2 separate regions of the Homo sapiens genome follow, and region 1 is linked to region 2. The links are chromatin contacts, found by Hi-C or POLR2A ChIA-PET in ENCODE. All regions are on one chromosome and are shown on one strand. The core of a region is the stretch at or near the end of the contact, and the rest is flanking DNA. Distances in the headings are between cores, read along the strand shown. Region 1 holds the start of ABR-AS1 (ABR antisense RNA 1). Region 2 overlaps TRARG1 (trafficking regulator of GLUT4 (SLC2A4) 1 (gene/pseudogene)).

Region 1 (5,890 bases), core at 2,766-5,265, 110 kb before region 2:
TGATCAGCTCAGAGGAGTCTTCTGCTGCAGAGAAAGCTAGAGACAGGGTTCCATACGATTCCAGGCTTCGGGAAATAGGGAAACAAGAACTGGGTTTTGCAAAGAGCCAGAAACACTCAGGAACATAAGCACGCGTGAATCTGAGGCATTGTTATGACGGCTGTTTGCAAGCACACAGCTAAGAGAGGGCCACTAATCCTGCCTCCGGGTCAGGAGCTGATCTGCATCTGCGCTCCGAACAGATGTGTGCCCCCATTCATGCAGACGCACGTGCACGCACATGCCACACAGCCATGGGCCCTGACCTTCACCCAACGACGCTGGCCTCTGCAGGGGAAGGAGCAGATGGAGCGGCGGCACCTGGCACAGGACCTATGCCCAGGGGATCCGGCTTTGCCCCTTTGATGTTGAGAAACCAAAGCAGAATGAACCATCACAAGGACAGCTCCTGGGGGGAGGAGAGGAAGGAACATGGATGGAGGAGGAGGCGGGTGGAGAAGAAGATACAGGGAATGACCTGGACCCAAGGGGATGCTGAGGTCAGAGGTTGAATGTTGGGTACCACACAGCCTCCAGAGTAAGGCTTTGGGGCTCAAGGCATCACCCTTCTCTACTCCCCCCACCCCCCCCATATGACTTATCAAGGAACTCTAGCTGGGATGACCCTTACAAATGCCCTTGTTGGCTCACGCCTGTAATCCCAGCACTTTGGGAGGCTGAGGCAGGTGGATCACCTGAGGTCAGGAGTTTGAGACCAGCCTGGCCTCATGGTGAAACCCCATCTCTACTAAAAATACAAAAAATTAGCCGAGAGTGGTGGTGGGTACCTGTAATCCCAGCTACTCAGGAGGCTGAGGCGGGAGAATCACTTGAACCCGGGAGGCAGAGGTTGCAATGAGCGGAGATTGCGCCACTGCACTCCAGCCTGGGCGACAGAGCCGAGACTCCGTCTCAAAAAAAAAAAAAAAGAAAGAAAACGCTCCTGTTCCATGGCATCCAGTGCCTAGAATCAGGCTGAACCAGGCTCCACGTGGCCCCACGTGCCTCCCCCAACTCCTGCCTGGGAGATGTGCTGAGAGAGTGGGAGGGTCCCACTCACGTGGGCCAGGAAGGGCGAAATCCACTATGTAAGCCCAGGAGGACCCTCTTCCTAATCCCTGAGAGCTTTCGGGAAAGGTGTCTCAGGGAAGGGTGGGGAGAAGGGGCGGTGCCTTTCTAGCAACGGAGCAGGAGCAAGGTGCGGTGGTGGGGGCGGGGGGCGGCTCTCGGTTCGCCCCAAGCCCCCCCACACCATTACCCGTGATCAGTTACGCATCCCCCGGGGCCATGCAAGAGCAATCACATGATCCAGAGAGATTTGGGAGCGAGGGGGTGGAGAACTCGAGAAGGTTTGTTTTTTTTTTCTTCTGAGGGTGGTGGTGATGATGAGGGTGGGGGTGGTGATGAGGCTGGCAGGAAAGATTGCTGAGCCCGGGATTTTCAGCTCCCGCATCCAAACGGCCCCCGCGGATATCTGCACCCCCCGTCTCCCCTCCCACCCGATCCCACCCCAGCACCGAACCCCTGGGCCCTGAACCACACATGACCCGGTGCCCCTGGGGTGGCAAACTCGGGTGCCAACGACTGCTCCCAAAACGGCCTTTCGGCTTCAGCCTGGACAGAGAAGCTGCCGGTCCAGGGGCGGGGGCAGCACCCAGAAGGGCCTCCCTCCCCTGAGGCTCGCGGAGGCCGGGTTCACAACAGGTGGGAGGGGGGACGCAGCTCTCGGCTCGGTCCGCCCACGGTCCCCGCCCCCGGACCGCAGGAATCCTCTCTGGGGACCCCCCGCCCGCGCCCCCCAGACCAGCCCGGCTCCTGGGTCCCGACCCCGATCCCGATTCCCAACCCGACCCCGATCCGGACCCCGATCTCGCCCCCGCCCGCGCTCCCCGGACCAGCCCGGTGCCTGGGTCCCGATCCCGATCTTGGGGTCCCGATCCCGATCCTGGGGTCCCGATCTCCATCCTGGGGTCCCGATCCCGATCCTGGGGTCCCGCCCCCGCCCGGCACACGTACTGCTGTAGAGGGTGTCGATCCAGGACAGGCGCGGCAGGCCCCGGTGGCTGAGCGGCTCCATCCCGCGGCGGCGGCTCGGTCAGATCCGAAACCCGACCCTCATCGCGCAACAAAGGAGGGAGAGCGGGCGGGAGCCGGGGGAGGCCGAAGTTGCGAGCGCGGAGGGGCGAGGAGGCCGGGAACCAGGTCCCCGGGAGGAGCGCGGGGCGGCCGGGGCAGGGGCGAGGGCGGGGCGGGAGCCCCCAAAACCCTCCCGAACCCTCCCGGCCCCAGCGGCCGCGCCGAGCCCAGCTGCGGATCCCGGAACCGATGAGCAACTTCGCGGGGGGCGGGGCGGGGGTGGGGCTTCGTGGTGGGGCGGGGCTTTGGTGCGGGGGCGGGGCTTTGGTGCGGGGGCGGGGCGGGGAGGGACCAATCGGCTCGAGGCTCCGCCCTCCGCAGGACGCCCCCGGCCGGGCTAAGGGGGCAGCGGGGCTCCGGCGCTGGGCGAGGAGGGGCCGCGGGGGTCTCGGGGGGTCTCCAGGCGGCGGCGCAGACCCAGGTCCCCCTCGTCCCCCCCGCGCCGGGCTCAGCAGGATCCTGGCGATCCGCAAACCAGGTGCCGTGGGGGGCCCGGGAGCCCACAGGGGTGACATCACCTCCCGCCCGGGATCTCCAAGCGCGGCTTCGCGGGCGGGAGCGGCGGCCGGGCCCCTCCCCAGCCAGACCCGCTGCGGGACCCACGGGGTGAACGTCCTGCGCGCCGCGGGACGCGCCTCTCTCCTCCCGAACCTTCCCCCGCTCGTCCCTTTCCACACCCCTGACCTCTGAGCGCGGCCGTTCCCGCCACACATGGAGGGGGGCGGGTGGAGACCCGGGAGGACCGAAGTCACGGGGGCTGTGGGGCCAGGACAGTCCCACATGTGCCCCTCCTGGGCGGAGGACAAACTGGAGCCAGGAGAAGCCCCAAGGGCTCCACGCGTTCCCCTCCAGGACCCCTCCTGGGGACCCCGAGCCGCGGCCTGGAAAGCCCATCGTGTTTGCATCATCACCTAGAAATGGTGGGAAGTCGGGTCAAGAGGCCTGAGAAATGACCGTTTAGAGACGAAATTCCCTCTAAGGAAGACCCCCTCGCCCAAGGGCAGTGAAGAGATTGGGGGCCCCATGCCTGTCTCCTGTGGGCTGATTCTGTGGGAGCCATGGCAGCTTCCCCACAGACCTCTTTGGGCCAAGCGACCCTGGAGCAGGGAAGGACAGGAGGGGAGTCAGGCCAGGGGGGTCCAGGGCAGTGGGGCTGAAGCCCCTTCCTGAACCCAGGGAAAGGGAAGCAGTGGGGCCCACCCAGGGGGCCCGGTACCCCAGATAGTGACATTTCAGATACCGGAGCTGTCTCCACCCCACCCCATCCCCAGGCAGCTTAAGGGGAAAACTTCTGGGAGCCCAGCCCTACAGAGGCCTACCAGGAAGGTTAAGTCAGCCTGGCCTTTGCCGGGGGCAGTGTGGTCGGCACCCGCAGAACGCTGGAGGGGTGTGGGGGTCGGTCCTCATCACTCCAAACAGACACACACACATCTAGTTCTTAAGGGGAGAAGCAGCTCCTCCCCCAGGATGCTGAGAGGAAGCCCCATAAGCTGCTTGGGCAGAGGCCTCTGCAGCTGCCCCAGGGGAGATGGGGGTCACCCACTCATCACAGGCTGGGGAGCCCCTGGGAGACGCACAGGATGATGCTCTGGGTGGGGAAGCCTCTACAGGTGGCTGCAGCAGAAGTGGTTTTCAATATTATTAGCCCGTCCCTGCGTCCCCAGGGCTCCCTCCGCCCCAATCCTCCTGGCTCAGGCACCAGCGCTGTCTCTTGCCGCCCCTCCCTGCAGCTGTCACCCTCCCACCGTCCCTGACTAGCACACAGGATTGGGAGGGCCAAGCAGGCACCTGGAGCTTGGCAGGGAGGGGGCGTGCATCTCCAATGAGACGCTCCAGAAATAGAGCTTCGGCATGGGAAGGGAACGAGCAGGCTCTCGGAGGACCGCGAGGCCGGAGGAGCCATGAGGGGCCAAGGGCATCTCTTCTTCCCACCTGGAACTCTCGGAAGACAGCCCAGGGGAAAGGTGGAAACGGGCGTGAGCTGCCGCCACCAGGAGCCACCAGCCCAGGAGGCAGCAGCACCGTCCCCTCCTCAAAACAACAACAAGCAAGAACGCTCGGGCCCTCTCCCCACACTGTGGGGTTTTCCTGATGGCCACATCCGGCGCTGACTGTGAGGGAGCTATGGATGTATGCTTCTGCGTGAGTCACATACATTTGCGTACATTTTACATTTTTATCTACAAAGGCTTGAACAAGCTATTTTCAGCATCCTCCAAGCTAAAATGTGGCAGTTGCTTTCCTTCGCGTTGCCATAGTTTGCTTTTTTCTGTCTACATTCTGTCCAATCCTGGCACTCTCGGACCCTCCACTCCACAACACGATAGAGGGTAGAGGGAGAGACAAATCTTGAGGGCTCTACAGAGGAAACTTCTGATAACGAACACAGAACACCGACTGTGTGCCCGGCTTAGCGTTTCGTTCACTAGCGTGATCTCACCGTGAATGTCACTGTTATCTCTGTTTTCTCCATTTTCCAGGTCAGAAAACCGAGGCCCTGAGCAGCTGAGTAACCCACTCAGAGGGTAAGTGAGGGCTGGGACTTGAACCCTGGCACTCTGTTCATGCTCTTTTTCTGTTTGTTTGTTTGTTTGTTTTTGAGACAGAGTCTCGCTCTGTCGCCCAGGCTGGAGTGCAGTGGCACAATCTCGGCTCACTGCAAGCTCCGCCTCCCGGGTTCACGCCATTCTCTTGCCTCAGCCTCCCGAGTAGCTGGGACTACAGGCACGTGCCACCACGCCTGGCTAATTTTTGTATTTTTAGTAGAGACGGGGTTTCACCTTGTTAGCCAGGATGATCTTGATCTCCTGACCTCGTGATCCGCCCGCCTCGGCCTCCCAAAGTGCTGGGATTACAGGCGTGAGCCACCGCGCCCGGCCTGTTCATGCTCTTAAACACCACGCATACTGCCTCCACGGCCAGCTAACTGGTGATCACCGGGTGCTGAAGGTCCTGAGAAATCTCTGCGGGTCCATGGGGTTAGAGACCACCCTCTGGGAAACCCTGTCAACCCTCTTCCATCTCCAGACGTCTGTCTCAGACAACGTGTCTCAGGAAAGGGCAGTCACTTCGAGATTCCCTTGATGCCTTTGTTGGATGGCTTCCAGTAGATGTTAACACCACGGCCAGATGCTAACCTTGGCCACAGAGACAAGTGTGTGAGCCTTTGAGCACCACAGTGATTTGGGTGGGAACAGAAACCTCCGCATCCCTGGCACTGAGGAGTTGGGGAGATCCAACGTCACGCGCTGGGAAGGAAGGAGTTAAAGAGTCCTTCTCCTCCGGGCTTTGCCAAAGGTGATGCTACCCTGAAGTGCTCTAACCCCAGCGATCAACCCCAATCTGTCAGAGGAGCGGGGAGCTGTGGCAGACAGACCTTCCTGATTCAGCTAAATGTGGACCGGGTGGGGACCAGCCAGTGCTCCCCAAGGCACTGAACCCCCATCTATCACGCTGCCTCCTCCAGGCCCCTTCTAAGCATTCCCCAGACAGTCCCTGGGGCCAGTGCTCTCCACCCTCCCAGCCCTCCCTCCAGCCTGTGCACTCAGACTGTCTGCGGCTCTCCAACCCCAGGGTGACCTGCCTGCTCCTGCCTCATCACTGGACTTAAAGGGGATTTCATGGTTGGGTGCACCGCCAGGAGCACTGGGTTAATGACGAGGGGCTGAGTGGGAAGAAGGTACATCCCATTTTCAAGGCTATTTGCCCTGCTCCT
Region 2 (5,839 bases), core at 3,164-5,663:
ACCCCGGAATCGTCTGAATCATGTTCCTCCCAGCACCCAAGCCGGGAACCTGGGAACTGTTCAAGTCCTGTTCCTCCCCCATACTCCATCTCATCTTTCACCAAAACCCATGGATTCTATCTTCAGAACTTCTCAAACCTGAACTCTTTTCCAATTCTCTACTTCCTTCCAGTCTTTGAAACTGTCTGCTCTCAATCTCCACCCCGTACTCTACACAGTAGTCAGAGAACATTCCTAAAATGCAAATCTGATCCTGTCCCAATTAATATCCTTCACTGGCTCCCTGTTCCTGCAGGACAAAATCCCGACTCCCTTATGTGACAGTCAGGGCCCTTTTTGTTGTTTTGTTTTGAGATGGAGTTTCGCTCTGTTGCCCAGGCTGGAGTGCAATGGCGTGATCTCAGCTCACTGCAGCCTCCGCCTCCCAGGCTCAAGTGATCCTCCTGCTTCAGCCTCCCGAGTAGCTGAAGCTACAGACACATGCCACCACGCCCGGCTAATTTTTGTATTTTTTGTAGAGGTGGGATTTTGCCATGTTTCCCAGGCTGGTCTTGAACTCCTGACCTCAAGCAATCTGCCCACCTTGGCCTCCCAAAGTGCTGACATTACAGGCGTGAGCCACTGCTCCTGGCCGAGGGTCCTTGTTGATCTGGCGTTTTCCCCCTCCCCAGTTGCTTCTTGTACCACGCCCACATCATGGTCTGTGCTCTGCCCCCATCTCTTCGTCTGTAAAATGGACTAATCGCAATCCCTGCCTCACTGGAGTGTTAGGAAGGTGATATGGCTTGGCTGTGTCCCCACCCAAATCTCACCTTGAATTGTAGGCCCCATAATCCCCTCGTGTCCTGGGAGGGACCCGGTGGAGGTCATTGAATCATGGGGGTGGTTACCCCCACGCTGCTGCTCTCGCGATAATGAGTGAGTTCTCGCGAGATCTGATGGATTTTTTTTTTTTTTTCTGAGCCAGAGTTTCGTTGTTGTGGCCCAGGCTGGAGGGCAGTGGCACAGTCTTGGCTCACTGCAACCTCCACCTCCCGGGTTCCAGCGATTCTCCTGCCTCAACCTCCCAAGTAGCTGGAATTACAGGCAGGTGCCACCATGCCCCGCTCATTTTTTTGTATTTAGTAGAGACGGGGTTTCACCATGTTGGTCAGGCTGGTCTCGAACTCCTGACCTCAGGTAATCCACTCACCTCAGCCATGCAATGGTGTGATCTCGGCTCACTGCAACTTCCGCCTCCCGGGTTCAAGTAATTCTCCTGCTTCAGCCTCCTGAGTAGCGGGGATTACAGGCACCCGCCACCGCGCCCAGCTAATTTTTGTATTTTTAGTGGAGACAGGGTTTTGCCATGTTGGCCAGGCTGGTCTTAAACTCCCGACTTCAGGTGATCCACCTGCCTCGGCCTCCCAAACTGCTGGGATTACAGGCGTGAGCCACCGCGCCTACCAATCTGATGGTTTTATAAGGGGCTTCCCCGTTTTGTTCGGCACTTTTCCTTTCTGCCGCCATGTGGTGAAGGACGTGTTTACCGCCCCTTCCGCCATGATTGTAAGTTTCCTGAGCCTCTCTGGCCATGCTGAACTGTGAGTCAGTTAAACCTCTTTCCTCTATGAATTACCGAGTCTAGGGCATGCCTTTATTAGCGGTGTGAGAACGGCCTACCACAGAGGATGAATTGTTCTAACAGGTGGCAGAATTTGGCATCATACCTAGCACGAGATACACGTTCAAAGAGTGCCAGCGTTGTTTATTCTCCTGGCAGAGCTGGAGGAATCTTGGTGGGCTTCACAGAGGAGGTGGCCTTGGAGCCACCCCTTGAAGGATGGAGGGATTTGGACATATGGTGCTTTGGAGAAACAGCCAGAATAAAGCCCTGTGGAGGTTGATACTCGAACCTCAAGCAACTCAGACTGGCTGGGCCCAGTGGTTGTGGAAGAAAATAGTGGAGGATAAAACAGGAAATGTAGGCCAGGCGCGGTGGCTGGGATCACCTGAGGTCGGGAGTTCAAGACCAGCCTGACCAACATGATGAAACCCCATCTCTACTAAAAATATAAAATCAGCCAGGCGTGGTGGATGCCTGTAATCCCAGCTACTTGGGAGGCTGAGGCAGGAGAAATGCTTGAACCCGGCAGGCGGAGGTTGCAGTGAGCCGAGATCTCGCCATTGCACTACAGCCTGGGCAACAAGAGCAAAACTCCATCTCAAAAACAAAACAAAACAAAACAAAACAAACAAACAAAAAAACAGGAAATGTAAGCTGGCCTGCATTTGGACTTCGTTCTGTGGAAGACGCTGAGCAGCTGGGATGGCCTCAGCCACCATCATCTCACTGAACCTTTGCAACAGCTCCCGACTCACCTCCCTGCCTCCCCTCTGTTCCCCACACTGCAGACAGAAGGGTGTTTTGGAAATCCGTATCCAGTCCTATCATTCGGGACTCACGTCCTACACTGGGCCCCGCTGCTCATGGTATAAGGACCACCCTCCTTCTGGTGCTGCTCGAGCCCTGCCTGGCCTAGCCCTGCCCACCTCTGTGCCTCCCCATCCTCCCTCCATCAGCCCCAGCAACGCTGACCTCCGTCCAGTCCCTCCTACCTCCTCAGTCAGCGACTGTTTTTTGAACATCTACACATTTGCCATGCAGCACCTTCGCACATGGCTGTTATCTCTGCCTGGGATACTCCTTCCTTTGGAAACAAACAATCTAATTCTTGCTCATCCTTCACATCTCAACTCAAATGTCCTTCCTCCAGGAAGTCTTCCCTGATTCTCCCCTTTCACGAGTTCTCCTGGTATCAAGTGCCTCTCCTTTGTCATGCCACCCACCACAGTTGCATTTTTACCTTTCTTCGTGTGATCACAAAGGAGGCCAGTGGGCCAGAAGTTCTGTGGGCACAGGAGCCGGGATGCTCCTCCGCGCTGCTGCGTCCTGGGGTCTCACACAGGGCCTGTTACAAATACAGACAGTGTGAATCGGGGGCGTGGGGAGAGGGTGAAGAAGAACAGAGACTGGTGCTGGGGAGATCTTTGAGAGGAAAGAGGCCGGGCACAGTGACTCACACCTGTACTCCCAGCACTTTGGGAGGCCAATGTGGGCAGATCATGAGGTCAGGAGATCGAGACCAGCCTGGCCAACATGGTGAAACTGTCTCTACTAAAAATACAAAAATTAGCCGGGCGTAGTGGCGGTCACCTGTAGTCCCAGCTACTTGGGAGGCTGGGGTAGGAGAGTGGCTTGAACCCGGGAGGTGGAGCTTGCAGTGAACCGAGATTGCGCCACTGCACTCCAGCCTGGGCGACAGAGCAAGACTCTGTCTCAAAAAAAAAAAAAAAAAAAAGATAGTGGTGATGCTCCTGCTTTGTAACAGAGGGCAGAGGAGCCGTCACGGAGAGGGAGGAGCGGAGCTCAGGCTACGGCAAGGAGGAGGAGGAGAGGTACAAGGCGTGGGTTGGGTTTGATGATGTCACGAGTTGAGTTTGATGATGTCGTGGGTTGGGTTTGATGATGTCGTGGGTTGAGTTTGATGATGTCGTGGGTTGTGCTTGATGATGTCGCAGGTTGGGTTTGATGATGTCACGAGTTGAGTTTGATGATGTCGTGGGTTGGGTTTGATGATGTCGTGGGTTGAGTTTGATGATGTCGTGGGTTGTGTTTGATGATGTCGCAGGTTGGGTTTGATGATGTCATGGGCTGGGTTTGATGATGTCATGAGTTGAGTTTGATGTTGTGGGTTGAGTTTGATGATGTCACAGGTTGAATTTGATGATGTCACGCTGTCCCAGACGGAGCTTGGAATGGAAGTGCAGGGCTGGGTGCAGGCTGGTCAGAATTTTGAGCAGTGAAGAGAACAGGACCCCAAGAGGGCACCTGCAGAGAGAGAACACAGAGAGGGAGGGGCACAGCTCTGACACTCAGTTTCTTCCTCAGGGAGGTGGGGCTGCATTGCCAACCTCCTAGGGTGATTCTGAGGCTAAAGGAGGTAATCTAGGTACAGTCCTTAGCAAGCTGCCTGGCATGAAGTAAAATCATCATCATCGTCTTCTTCTTTGTCATCATCTTCATCACACTTAACTGCATTTCCATGTTGAACTCAGGAGCCTCAAATAATCAGAAAATAAAGTAACCAAGGACTTCTCTGAGGCCCTGAAATCAGCCACACCATCAGAGGACTCCTGCGTGTGCCTGTTCTAGGGAGGGAGGGACACAGGACCCTTAGAGATGCTTGGGCTCCACCTCCTACCAAGTCATCCCGGGACCCTCCTAGGACCCTCTCTGTCCCCACCCTCATCCGTTTTAGCCGTTGAACTAGGTTCAGGAAGAACAGAGCTCACCGAGGAGTGATACATAAAACAAGGCCCCCGTGAAGCCACATGACTCCACCCAGTCCTGGTCTCCCCAGGCAACCACGAGGCCATTCATTCTTTTGTGTGATCCGGGAAGTGGGCTTGATTGAACGAGGATGTGGTTCTTGGGTGGGAAATGGAGGCTGTGAAGACAGTGTCTTTTTTTTTTTTTTTTTTTGAGGCAGTCTCACTGTGTCACCAGGCTGGAGTGCAATGGCGCAATCTTGGCTCACTGCAACCTCCACCTCTGGGGTTCAAGCAATTCTCCTGCATCAGCCTCCTGAGTAGCTGGGACTACAGGTGCACACCACCATGCCCAGCTAATTTTTGTATTTTATTAGAGACGGGGTTTCACCGTATTGGCCAAACTGGTCTCAAACTCTTTTTTTTTTTTTTGAGACGGAGTCTTGCTGTCTCCCAGGCTAGGGTGCAGTGGCACAATCTTGGCTCACTGCAACCTCCACCTCCTGGGTTCAAGCGATTCTCCTGCGTCAGCCTCCTGAGTAGCTGGGATTATAGGGGTGCACCACCACGCCCAGCTAATTTTTGTATTTTTAGTAGAGATGGGGTTTCACCATGTTGGTCAGGCTGGTCGCAAACTCCTGGCCTCATGATCTGCCCGCCTCAGCCTCTCCAAGTGCTGGGATTACAGGCATGAGCCGCTGCGCCCGGCTGACAATGTCTCTTTTTATGGAGGCAGGGGTGGGGGGTGCTTACAGAGGAGAGGAGGCCAGCGTGTCAGGCTGTAGGAAGAGCCCAGGGGCTGTCTTGGGATCCCAAAGCCGCTGCAGAATTGAGGCTTGCGCTGGGGTCCGGGGGCACCTGGCCTGTCTGTTCTTGCCAGTTGGCCTGGACCTGGTCCACCTTCTCAGGCCCTCGGTCTCTAGCCTGCCACCGCCACCTCCTCCACCGCCCTGAGAAGAAGTGCCAGGCTTTGCTGGGTTCTGCTCCCAGCTGTCCCCAGCTGGTGAGGGACAGGCGTGGTTAGGGGTCTGCACAAGAGGCCCTGGCCACTTCTCCGGGGACAGCCCTCTTCCTCTCCCCTAGAGTGTGGGCTGCCATGGGGACGGGATGTGTCTGGAGGCCCAGGCTCAGGGCCACCCCAGGGCTGCCTGCTGAGGCCCATGAAGCTGACCCACAGCCTTCCCGGTTCCCGGGGTCTCTCTGTGCTCTCTCCGCAGTCTCGAAGCAGCATGCAACAGGGCAACGTGGACGGCGCCCGGAGGCTGGGCCGCCTGGCTCGGCTGCTCAGCATTACCCTCATCATCATGGGCATCGTCATTATCATGGTGGCCGTGACCGTCAACTTCACAGGTGAGACCCAGCTCCTTGGAGAGGAGGAAGCCAGCTTGCCTGGTGTGAGGACTGCTCAAGGGTGTACCCAGCCTCAGGGGCAGAGGTGGTGGGTTGGGGGAAGGAGAAGGGCTGGTGGGGGCCCCGGCCTTATCCTCCCAGTCCATAAAGTGCCCCAGTTCCCAGGAGGGACCAGATG

What was found. A loop is a pair of places that touch in the nucleus more often than their neighbours do. ChIA-PET counts read pairs that join two places held with the same protein, here RNA polymerase II (POLR2A). Pooled maps may share reads with other maps.
Region 1: a loop to region 2 is called in a pooled map, with 1.8 times the contacts of the local background. The contact joins the promoter of ABR-AS1 here to the enhancer-like site in region 2. A Hi-C loop is called at or near these places in 5 of 50 pooled maps. POLR2A ChIA-PET finds 5 or more read pairs at or near these places in 2 of 52 experiments (T-cell and activated naive CD8-positive, alpha-beta T cell).

What each region holds. Positions count from the first base shown.
Region 1 is chr17:1,177,612-1,183,501 of GRCh38, forward strand. It overlaps ABR-AS1 (ABR antisense RNA 1), which reads left to right and starts at 4,016. Exons shown (of 3, transcript NR_187271.1): 1 at 4,016-4,317; 2 at 4,656-4,700. It overlaps ABR (ABR activator of RhoGEF and GTPase), which reads right to left and starts at 2,370. Exons shown (of 23, transcript NM_021962.5): 1 at 2,056-2,370. The coding sequence starts at 2,116. RefSeq lists an enhancer at 2,411-3,177.
Region 2 is chr17:1,289,963-1,295,801 of GRCh38, forward strand. It overlaps TRARG1 (trafficking regulator of GLUT4 (SLC2A4) 1 (gene/pseudogene)), which reads left to right. Exons shown (of 3, transcript NM_172367.3): 2 at 5,529-5,661. Among named protein-coding and RNA genes, the nearest start is that of TRARG1, 13 kb to the left of the region's middle. Within about 2 kb of position 4,414, at least 2 of the 41 ENCODE cell types and tissues checked have a DNase peak (open chromatin) inside an H3K27ac peak, as active enhancers do.